2 separate regions of the Homo sapiens genome follow, and region 1 is linked to region 2. The links are chromatin contacts, found by Hi-C or POLR2A ChIA-PET in ENCODE. All regions are on one chromosome and are shown on one strand. The core of a region is the stretch at or near the end of the contact, and the rest is flanking DNA. Distances in the headings are between cores, read along the strand shown. Region 1 overlaps LOC105376208 (a long non-coding RNA gene). Region 2 overlaps LOC105376214 (a long non-coding RNA gene).

Evidence for each region. Hi-C counts contacts between places; a loop is a spot of excess contacts on that map. ChIA-PET counts read pairs that join two places held with the same protein, here RNA polymerase II (POLR2A). Pooled maps may share reads with other maps.
Region 1: a loop to region 2 is called in a pooled map, with 2.3 times the contacts of the local background. The contact joins two enhancer-like sites. A Hi-C loop is called at or near these places in 2 of 168 maps with a recorded cell type or tissue (Caco-2 and PC-3) and 2 of 50 pooled maps. POLR2A ChIA-PET finds 5 or more read pairs at or near these places in 1 of 52 experiments (WTC11).

What each region holds. Positions count from the first base shown.
Region 1 is chr9:107,782,744-107,788,646 of GRCh38, reverse strand. The region is part of intron 2 of LOC105376208 (a long non-coding RNA gene); the gene reads right to left. The region is part of intron 2 of LOC105376209 (a long non-coding RNA gene); the gene reads left to right. Among named protein-coding and RNA genes, the nearest start is that of KLF4, 300 kb to the right of the region's middle. RefSeq lists a cis regulatory region at 3,973-3,990 and enhancers at 3,909-4,053, 3,732-4,231. Within about 2 kb of position 3,932, at least 8 of the 41 ENCODE cell types and tissues checked have a DNase peak (open chromatin) inside an H3K27ac peak, as active enhancers do.
Region 2 is chr9:108,271,376-108,277,161 of GRCh38, reverse strand. The region is part of intron 4 of LOC105376214 (a long non-coding RNA gene); the gene reads left to right. It overlaps LOC105376212 (a long non-coding RNA gene), which reads left to right. Exons shown (of 3, transcript XR_930235.3): 1 at 1-5,786. Among named protein-coding and RNA genes, the nearest start is that of ACTL7B, 580 kb to the left of the region's middle. Within about 2 kb of position 4,486, at least 17 of the 41 ENCODE cell types and tissues checked have a DNase peak (open chromatin) inside an H3K27ac peak, as active enhancers do.

The sequences.
Region 1 (5,903 bases), core at 2,683-5,182, 490 kb after region 2:
TGAGGAAGATACAAAATTGGAAACCCCTGATAAATCCATCAGATCTCATGAAACTTATTCACTACCATGCGAACAGTATGGGGGAACCATCCCCATGATTCAAATGATCTCCCACTGGACCCCTCCCACAACACGTGGGAATTATGGGAGTACAATTCAAGATGAGATTTGGGTGACAACACAGCCAAACCATATCATGAGTGAAAGAAGTCAGACAGCTTTAACTGATGTACACTTCATAAGGTTTCATTTATAAAAAGGTCAAAATCAGGCAACATCAATCTATAGTGTTTGTATTAGGCTGTTCTTACATTGCTATAAAGAAATACCTGAGGCTGGATACTTTATAGAGAAAAGAGTTTTTAAGCAGCTCATGGTTCTGCAAGCTGTACAAGCATGGCACCACCATCTGCTTGGCTTCTGGTGAGAGTCTCAGGGAGCTTACAATCATGGCAGAAGTGGGAGCAGTCGGTGTCAAATGGTGCAAGTGGGAGCAACAGGTCAGGGGGAAGGTGCCACTCTCTTTTAAACTACCAGATCTCATATGAACTCAGAGTAAGAACTCCCTTATCACCAAGGAGATGGTGCTAAACCACTTATGAGGGATCTGCTCCCATGATCTGAACACCTGCCACCCGGCCCCGCCTCCAACATCGGGGATCACATTTCGACATAAGATTTGGAGGGGACAAACATCCAAACCATCTTGGTGTTAGAAGTCAGGATGGTAGTAATCCCTTAGAGGAGTGGTAGGTACTGGAAGGTAGCGCGATATGGGGGGTTCTGTGTTGCTAGTAATGTCCTATTTTAGTATCTGGGGGCTGGTTGAATGAGTTCATAAAAATTCATCAAGCTGTGCACCTATGATATAATTTTCTGTTTGTTATATTTATTTATTTATTAGTTTAAGTCACCTTCTCAGGGAAGATTTCACAGGTTGTTGAATAACAAGGGCTTCCTGTCCAAAGAGCTCAGAAAACTCTTCTGTAGAACTCATCAAGACATTTGAAAACCACTGAGAAAAGAGCAAGGTCTCAGGAGCCCCACACCTGCCTGGATTTCCCTGGCAATCCTGAACAAGTCCTGTCTACTCTCCACCTGTTCCTTTAATGATGCAGTGGAGCAGATGTACTTCCATTTCTTTTCAGTAATCAGGAGTTTTGTAGACATCAGAGATCAATGGATCATTCATCATTTTCTGAATTTCCTTGCCAACGTGGACAGTCTCTGCTCAGAAAACAACCTTGAAGGCCGGGCACAGGGGCTCACAAGGTCAGGAGACCAAGGCAGGTGGATCACAAGGTCAGGAGATTGAGACCATCCTGGATAACATGGTGAAACCCTGTCTCTACTGAAAAAACAAAAAATTAGCCGGGAGTGGTGGCTCATGCCTATAGTCTCAGCTACTCAGGAGGCTGAGGCAGGAGGATTGCTTGAACCTGGGAGGTGGAGGCTGCAGTGAGCCAAGGTCGCACCACTGTACTCCAGCCTGGGCAACAGAGCGAGACTCCATCTTACCAAAAAAAAAAAAAAAAAAAAAAAAGAAAAGGAAAAGAAAGAAAACAACCTTGAAATAAGCTGGACCCAGGGGCTTGTGCCTGTATTCCCAGCTGCTCAGGAGGCTAAGGTCGGAGGATTGCTTGAGCCCAGAGGTTTGTTGAGATTAGCCTGGGCAGCATAGTAAAACCACATCTCTATAAAATAAATGAATAAATACATATATTTTAAATAACAACCTGAAATGGCTGCAACTCTCAGCTGAGTGGCTCCCAACTTTGTCATCGTGGAGGGACCCTGCTGTGACTTCTTTCCTTTGAGCCATACACACTGCAAAAGGATGCAACCAATAACAACAACAAAGATGTTTATTGCGTAATGATCCATTTGTTTTAATTGAGACAATTATATTAATGCCAACCTAACCTTGTGACCAGCATGAGATAACCAATGTTTCTCCACTGGGTTGTGTAATTCCTGCTCAAAGCACAGTAATAAGATAGTTTAGTTCATCTGGGAATATCCATAATAGGGGTTCAATGTAAGATTGCCATCCTTAATTTTATGATACAGAAATTGACTCAGGAGACCTCATTTATATTTCTCAAACTCCTCAAGGTGGCATTCCTAGCTTAGAACCACAGTAACAGCTACTCATCCCACATACCAAAGAGACTTTGGATTTTGTCTTCAGATATTTCATGGTACTACTTTCCTGACTTCTTTTCAATGATGATCTCAGAGTGATAAGGCCTTTGTGATGCTACGTAAGCCAAGTGAAATGAAATATGATTACTTTAATCATACCAATTGTCTTACTCTGTTTGGGCTGCTAACAAAAATCCCATAGATGGGGTTATCAACAACAGAAATTTATTTCTCATAGTTCTGGAAGATGGGAAGTCCAAGATCCGTGTCTGGTGAGGGCCTGCTTCCTGGTTCATAGATAGAGCCTAGCTCTCTGCGACTTCTTTTTTATGGGGACAAATACTGTTCATGGGGGCTCCGTCCTATGACCTAATCACTTCCTAAAGGTCTTATTTCCTAATGCCATCCCTTTGGGGGTAGAATTTTAACATATACATTTGGGGGGCAAGGGAGGACGCAAACATTCAGATCATAGCACCAATATTGGCTTGCATGTGCTGTTGTTGTCCTAGGCAATTTACATGGGTTAATGCAGGCTGTGGAGTCAGATGGTGTGGGTTCAAATCCCACCTCTGATTCTTACTGTAGCATGAGACTTAACAGTTATTGAGTTCTTTGGATGATCCAATGTATATAATCCATGAAAGAATATGACATATGGTTTGGCACATAGATATATTTAAAATAGTCAGCTTCTAATAGTAATTCTACTTTCTTTTTCTTTTCTTTTCTTTTCTTTTCTTTTTTTTTTTTTTTTTTTTGTGGCAGGGTCTCATTCTGTCGCCCAGGCTGAATTGCAGTGTTGCAATCTTGGCTTACTGCAACCTCCACCTCCCAGGTTCAACAGATTCTTCTCCCTCTGCCTCCCCAGGGGCTGAGACTACATGTGTGCACCACCATGCCTGGCTAATTTTTTATATTTTTGGTAGAGACAGGGTTTCACCATGTTGGCCAGGCTGGCTGGTCTCAAACTCCTGACCTCAAGTGATCCACCCACTCAGCCTCCCAAAGTGCTGGGATTACAGGAGTGAACCACTGTGGCCAGCCATAATTCCACTTTCTTCACAACATTCCTTTTAAGAAAGTATCATGATCCCCATTTTATAAAGGAGAAACTGAGGCTCAGAGACTTGCCCAAGATCACACAACAATTGAATGGCAGATCCAGAACTTTTAACCCTAGTTCTTGTTGATGCCAAAGCCTGACCTATTTCCATGAGTCAGTCCTTCAACCTGGCAGATGTGGGGGCTGAATACCCTCAATAAGTGCTTCAATTCTCTTATAAATATTATTTTTGAGAAAAAATAACATTTTAATTATTTTAAAGAATAAAAAATAAATTCTTAGATAGGCCTTTTGCCCTTGTCATCATTTTTTTCCAAGCTCATTTTTTTATGGACCCATTCAACGTTGTCAGTCCTAATTTTGTGACTGTTGCCAATCTTATATCGGGCTTTCATTAGCCAAAGAGAGCCCTGGCCAAGCTGTGTGACTGTGGGCACCTCCTTCCCTCTCAAAGAGACCTCAGTTTCTTCTTCTGCAGAACGGGGGAATGGATGGAGGCTCTCCCAGCTCCTGCAGCCTGACCTGGAAGCTTTTCTCCTGACATCACTCCAGGGCCTTTACCCTTGTGAGCAGCTCAAACGTTTGACTCCTGCCCTGGCTTCCTGAACTATGTCAGAGGGGAAAGGAAAAAAAGACAGAGAGAATCGAACATCTGTTTTCACACCAGGGCTAGGAACTCATTCCTAAAACATTTCTCATACTTGACCAGAAGGGCATTTCGTCACGAGGAACAGGATTCGTCCCTCACTCTCTGGCTGCCTCTGCACTCTGCTGATAAGACAGTAACAAATGTGCTGATGTGCATTTCCAGGAATCGAAGCTTCTCCCTGACCAGGGCCAGCCCTGCTGTGTTCAGAAGCAGGTGCGAGCACCCAGTGCCCAAAAGCCCTTCCCTTCCCAGGCGAGCTGGCCAAGACCCTGTCCTTGGGGCTCTCTTCCTCCTGCTCAGCACCTCTTTCAGGCCCTGTAGACAGGGATTGGTTGGTTGTGCAGTCACCAATCGCACCTCCTTCTTCCTGACTTCCTGGTTCAGATGTGGGAGAAAGCCCGCCCCCCACCCCACTGCCTGGTTCAGCCATGGGAGGAGCTAAACAAACCCTCAGTCCTACCAATCAACGGCTCAGGGCTTTGCCACCCACTCCAGTAGGACCTTGAACAGGTCTCAATGTCTCTGGGCCTCCATGCTAGCTAATCTTCAAAGAACACTGTTTACCAGGCAGTATTCTAGTTACTTTTGATAGGAATCAATTCCTATTTAATCCTCTCAACAACCTTACATCCCATGTGATTAGTTTTTGGGGTTTGTTTGTTTGTTTGTTTTGTTTTTTTGAGACTGTGGAATCTCACTCTGTCACCAGGCTGGAGTGCAGTGGCGCAATCTCGGCTCACTGCAACCTCCGCCTCCCAGGTTCAAGAGACTCTCCCACCTCAACCACCCGAGCACCTGGGATTACAGGCACCTGCCACCACTCCTGGCTAATTTTTTTATATTTTTAGTAGGGATGGGGTTTCACCATGTTGTCCAGGCTGGTCTCGAACTCCTGACCTCAGGTGATCCGCCCACTTCGGCTTCCTAAAGTGCTGGTGAAATTACAGGCATGAGCCACCGTGCCCAGACCCCCACATGATTAGTTTTATTGTTACCCTGTTTTGCAGATGAGGACATAAGCCACAAAGAGCTTATGTAGTTCACCTAAGAACACACACATCCCAGATTTGAACCCGGGCCTTTGGACACTAGGCGTGCTCACGCGCTGTCAGCAGTCCTTGAACATTTGGGTCTTAGGATCCCTTCACAGTCTTTAAAAGTATTGAGGATCCCAAAGAACTTTTGTTTCTGTGGGTTATATCAATCACCATATTAGAAATTAAAACTGTGAAATTTTTAAAGCTCAAGAATACACAAGCACACGTTCCATTTGTTGTCCGAGTACAACATCATCTCACATCAAACAGCCTCCAGAAAATGCCACTCCAAGCTCATGAGAGAATGGGAGTGAAAAAAGCAAATGACATCTTAGTATTGTCACAAAAATAGCTTTGACCTCAAGGACCCCCTGAAAGATTGTTGGGGACTCCTGGGGTCCCCAGACCACACTTTGAAACGTATGCACTACACAACCTCCATGACCTTGCTATGGCGTGTGCCTTGGAGTAACTCCTCTACCTTTCTCACAAGGTATTAATTCAGTCAGTAAATACTAATTGACCACCGACTACATCTCAGGCACAATGCTAGGCACTAGGATGCAGCGGCAATCAACAAATACGTCCCGGCTGCTGTGACACTTCCAGGAAAGTGGAGGAGTCAGATATTAAGCCAAAATAATCACTCCAATTAGTAATTTAAATCTATTAAGATTATTAGAAAAGAGCAGGACACTAGGGGACCATAACTTAAAGACATGACTCTGTTTGAGCAATCAGGAAAAACTTTCTTGAGGAAGTGGCTTATCTCACTGAGGTTTTGCAAACCATAATTGCGCTTTGCAAGAAGAAACTGCTGATGGTCTCCTTCTAATGAGGGTCTGAGATCTGTCATAACCTCCTTTCTTACAGCATTTTCTGTTCTTAAAACTACCCCAGGTAAATCCTTTCAGTCCAAAGACTCTCAACTGGGGACCCTTAGTTATTTTCAACTCATGATCCTTTCCCTCCCATCATTCAGTCCCAACACAGCTGCTCCCAGTGC
Region 2 (5,786 bases), core at 3,237-5,736:
AGATTAGGCCATCTCATCATCAATGCATCTCATCATCAATGCCAGATTATAACTGAGATAGATATTTCTGCAAAACTCTTCTCTTAATGCCAATGTGAGGATTATTGTCTTCCTTGGCTCAACATGGAGACTAGGTCCACGAAGGGGAATTTTCTTTCTTGGTTGAAAGTGTACAAGAACTATACTTTATGAAATAAAGCTCTGTATGAAACTTTATTCTACTTCTAGCCTGTTCTATTCAGATATCATCAGGAACTTTTCAAGGCAAAGTTGATAGTTAAGTTCTAGAGTGGTTTGAAAATTGTACTCAGAGTGGGTGACTCTGCGAGGCCATTCCATTCTCTAGGAACCATTAATTACTGTCATGATGATTTATATGAATGCATTCATTATCTTCATATCAGTAAAGTACTGCTCAGTATTTGCTTCAAAGTCTTGTGAGAGAAGTTGCTGTCTTTGTACCTCCTACAGAAAACAGTTGGAAGAGTTTAAATGACAGGTGTGGGGACAATGCTGTGCTGGTCATATTCAGATTCTCCCTTGGTCTTTTGATACTGTATCCTAAAGACGAGCACAAATCCTCTTCTTTATCCTGCTTCTTGTTACGTCAACATGGAAACTCAAAGGGGAAAGGAGTGAACAAAATAGCATATTTAAATTTATCGGTAGAAAATAAAGTTTATCTATCACATTTCCTTTCCTTAAAATCATGGGTCCTAAAAGCTTGAGGAAGCAGCGTTACTAAGCCCGGTAGGAATATCCTAATTACCATCCTGGCCAAAGGGTGTTGGGAAGAATGATGACCTGAGAGTCAGCGGACCTGGGGTCCAGTCTTTGTCTGGTATTGACTACTGGCCAGAGCACCTTGGACAACTCAATTCTTTTCTCTAGTCTCAATTTCCCTCCTTGATTTGATGAGATTATCGTTAGGATTTCTCACAAATCTGAATTCTCCTGGAAGTTGAATGCTGCTGGAGAATGGGTGAATCACTTGGCAAACCTCTAACTCCCGACTGAATGTCTGTCAAGAAGCTTCCTCTTATCACCACTATCAAAACTTACTCTTAGGGCCATACAATTGTTGGCACCCATCAAATTAGTAATTTCATTCCTGGGAGTTTACTGTAAAGAAATATACTCCTTGGGAAGGAGGAAAGAACTACATTTTTAAAAAGTTGCTCATTGTGTAATTCAAAATTTGATGTAAGCTCAATGGCCAACAGTTGGAGAATGGACCAGAACAGTTGATGGGCTGTTTCAGTCATGGGAACTACAAGGAGAAATGTTTCTGATAATACAAGAAAGCAAAAAGCATTTGGTCTGTGGATTGCAAATATGTATGAACAAGATAAATGTAAGAGGAGCAGACATCTTTGGTATACCTTCTATGGGTTGGGCACTGTGGTAGGCATTTGATGACATTAATAATCTCACTTACTTTTCAGAACAGCCATGCAGATAGGCGCTATCATTACCAATTTACAGCTTAGGAACCCATGGCTGAGTTAAAGTCACTTGCCAGATCACTACCACTGTTAATGGGCTAGTGCTCAACATTCACATGCATGTACAGTTGATCTTTGTTGTTCTAGTAGTTCTTTGTTGTTATAGTTGTTATGATCTATAAAGTCTCAGTCTCTTTGAACACTGAATTAGTAAATACTGAACAATTGCCCTTAGGGAAAATACAGGTTTGTGTTCCTGAAAGTCTCTGTTCACAACATTTTCATCAACCAGTCAATATATTAATATAACCTTGTTTTCTGTGTGCTTCTGTTTAAGGACACCGTGTTTTAGTGTATATTGTCGATTCATTAACGTTGAACTCATGGCCAATAGCACTATAAGCTCAAGCCTGAATGAAATTTATCTAACACAAGTATTTTCTCCGTAAGGCACATCACAACCTTCTTGCACTTAGGAACGCTAGATAGCACTTCAGTACTATGCTTGGCGGTCATTTTAAACAGTGACATCACCAACAAAAAATGGGAAAAGCATGGCACCAAACAGACTGTGAAGAGGACACATGTTTACATCATGAAAGCTGAAACCAGAAGACAGTGTCTTATTCAACCTCAGCTGAGAACAGGTGTTTTGGGCAACTCAAATTTTTCACTGCTCTGCACATGTTTATGAATAACTTTGAAATTGCCATATTGATTTTAGGGTTACAAATAAATTTAGCAAGTAAACAAATTCACAGACGCAGAATCCAAGAATAATGAGAACCGACTGTATATTCAATCATTGGGCAAATATTAATTGTGTGCCTACTATGTGCCGGACACTGTTCTAGTCACTGGGGATTCAGCAGTGAACAAAACAAAGCCTCTGTGCTCCTGGACCTAACATTCTGGGGAAAGGGTAAATGCAGGTAGTAAAGTACATCATGGTCAAGATGGTGATAATCTATGGAGACAGATCACACTGGGAGTGGAGTAGGGAGGGATTAGTGGAGTGTTCTGTGAACACTCAAGGAAATCAGTTCATATGGACATGTGTGGAAGGAGCAATTTGGGAAGTAGGGACACGCAGTGTAGATGCTGAGCAAGAAGCCAGGATGGCTGCAGTTGGGGGTGGCAGAGAGGAGATGAGATAAAGACTGGGTTGGCAAATGATGTAGGATTCTCTGACTTCAGAACCTGGGCTCTTGAAAGGAACATGGGATGAAGATGCAGTATGAGCACTGGGGTGCATTCTAAGTTGTCATAAGGTTGGCAAACGAAAAAGACTGTGAGCTTTTGCTCTTGAGAAAGGTTCCAGTAAGATCCAAAGAAAGAATCTTCGCAAAGGGGTGGAGGCTTCGCCAAGGCCCCCAGACCTCTACTTCATCTGAAGCTTCAGGGTGGGTCACCTGAGGATGCCTCTTTTAGGGAAGTGACTTCAAATCAGCTTGGGATTGGAGGAGACTCTCTGGGAGATAATCTGGCCCAGAGCTGCAATACTGAGGACAATTTCATCAGCATTGACAGTGCATCTGAGGAGAGGCTGGTCACAGCAAACAAACCATCACCCAGGACAACAGGAGTGAAGGCAGAGAGCAAGTCTGCACAGTAAGATTAGCTTGTACAAAAACACTGCTCAACCAACTCAGCTCTGCTCACTGCACTCATCAGAATATGAATGCCACAGCCCATGTTGGAGTCAGTTGCAAAACTCATCTGCAGTTAGACATCCTAAGACTCAACCCATACCACTGACTGATATGGAAACTGAGGCCCAGCAAGGGAAACTAATGAACATCCCATCAAACACCAAGGGAGGGGCTGAACCAGGATGGAAACTTAGCTCTGGCCAAACCATCATTCTAGACAGTTATTCCTAGAGTTAAAAAAAAGAAGAAATTTCACAGAATTCCCAGGTTTGCAGAAAAGCCACTGATTGAGCTGCTGTGTTTGTGTCCATGCAAGCAACTGCAGCCACCTCTACAATTCAGTTTAGTGACTTTATTTATTTATTTATTTAGGCAACCTGGCCATTCAACATCTGCCTCTTGGAGGGCCCTGTGGAAAACTGTGTGGCCATAATGTGAGCCACTCCCAAGAGAAAGGTTCTTAGTCAGCAAAGGTGGTCACGCTAGTTGGAAGAGTCAAAAGGAATTAAACTCCTGTCCCATGATCTTTAGATCTAACAGAGGCACTGGTTCCCTCTTTCAAAGCTTTTTGTAGGAAGGCCTGTCATTTGTGAGGCTCTCTGGCTTCAGGCTTCTGCCTATCTTCTGCGAGGCACTGAATCCCAAAAGAAGTGGAAAGTGGTTGGTCGGGGACAGTGGTGTGCTGGTAGACCCGCTCTCTGGGGGATGGTAAAGGAAAGCCTTGGTTTCCTGCATTTGCCCGATATCTGTGGTGCAAATACTTTCCCCATGGTGGCTTTCAAGCTACCAAGGATTCACAACCGGCTCACAGAATTCCTGAAAATTTAACAATCCACTCTCATGCGCCTGCTGCAGCCATTTCCAGCCCACCTCTGTAGCTCTCTAAACAGCAGGGCCTCATGGATGAGACTAGAGAGGGGAGATGTAGCTGGCTCTGTTTAATTCTGTGAGGTCAAACCACACCTGGGAGGGTGTGTCTGGTTTCAAAGCCTACATTGTAAGAGGAACATAGGCACACTGAAAATTGTTTGATTTGGGCAAGAAGCAATTTCGTCTGAAAAGCCCACCGGGAGACCTATTGCTGGAATGAGAATCCAGGGGAAGAAAAACACAGGGTATCCTGGCCATTGTTTCCAAATCTCTGTGGGGCTGTAAGGTACTTTTCCTGAGGCGTGGAATCTGAACAAATGGGTTGGGGAGGCGTCTAGAACCGGGATGCTGATTTCAGCTCAACCTAGGACTTTTCCGATAAAGCCACCCAGAGAAAGGCAGAGCTGCCTGGCACCATGAGGAATGCCATCACTAAAAGAATAGCATAAAGAACATAGGGCACCCACTAGGTGGGGCTGTGACCGTGGGGACTCCAGGGGCCCCTTCTAGTTCCTGGGGTCTGATCCTGCAATGGACTCTTCTTCCTTTTCCTAGGTAGCCAGTTTTATCTTCTCACTTTCCACTCCCCTTTTCTCTTTCTCCTCTTTCCTGGGCTCTTTTTCTTAGCTGCCTTTAGCCTCTTTACTGGGTTGATCTTCCTTCTGGGACATTGACCTCTAGAGCTTCCTGCACAGAGCGGACTCAGCCCCTTCTCTTTCTCAGGACCCACTTACACCCCCGGGGGAGAGAGCAGGGGCCCTCCTTGTCTTATTTTTCCTTGCTTTCTCTTCTCTCTTCCAACATTCTCAGCTCCACATTTGTGATTGAAGAAGGGCAAATAAACAAATTGAAACTGAAACTGAGCATTGGCCATAAAGTGAGGACATCTGGGAGGCTTGTAAGGAAATTTACATGCTTGCCTGGTTTCAGGTTGCATATTTTGTGTTGCCTGGTAACAAGCCCAGCGTTCCCTTTCATGCTTTATTCTCCTCCTATCCCCTGTTTATAGTGTAATTACCACTGTGACATCATAATCCCTCATTGAACAGCTGTCAGGGGGGCCCAACTGCTGAGTAAACAGGGCTTTATAATCTCTCCTCCCATGGGCTGGTTTACTAAATAGATCAATATTTGGTTTGTAGGCACAGAGATTAGGAGGTGGAAATGTCTTTTGAAAAAGCCCAATCTCTTCCCAGGGCCCTGAGTGCACCTGAGAATGCTGAAAAGAAAAGCCAAGTTCACGGACAAAAAAAGAATCACCCAAGCTGCTTTCACCTGCCTGCGATTTCCCAGGAAGCCAGTTTGTCTTTAAGAAGTGAGACCCATTTGAGAATGAGTAATGTCTTAGGCTCTTTAGTCTAATGCTTAGAGAATTCCACTTTCTTCTTTCGCTCGGCCTCCCCCTGAGCTCCCCTTTCTCTGTCCCCAACTCCATTTTATTTAATCTTTCTAAATGGATATTGTAGCCTCAGGGACTAAAAGAATGACACATGGATAAACAGGAACTAAGCTCCTAAGCTTTTCCCCTACCTGCCATCTTCCTCACCACGCATGAGGATTAGAAGCATCACAAAGAAAGCAGTCTCGGAAGTTTGTCAAATAGAGATTTCTGGGTGATGGTTTGGGAAAGGATGATTTAGATCGTGCCTCTCCTGGGTCGGGAAAGTGACTGAAACACATAACAGCAGAGAACTTGAAGTGCTGGTTTGAGCTTCAGGAGATGTGAGTTCTAGCCCCAGTGCTGCCTGTGATTTTCTCTGTGACCTGGGACAAGTCCCTTGTGGATACGACAGGATATGCGGGCTACAGGGATCTCTGA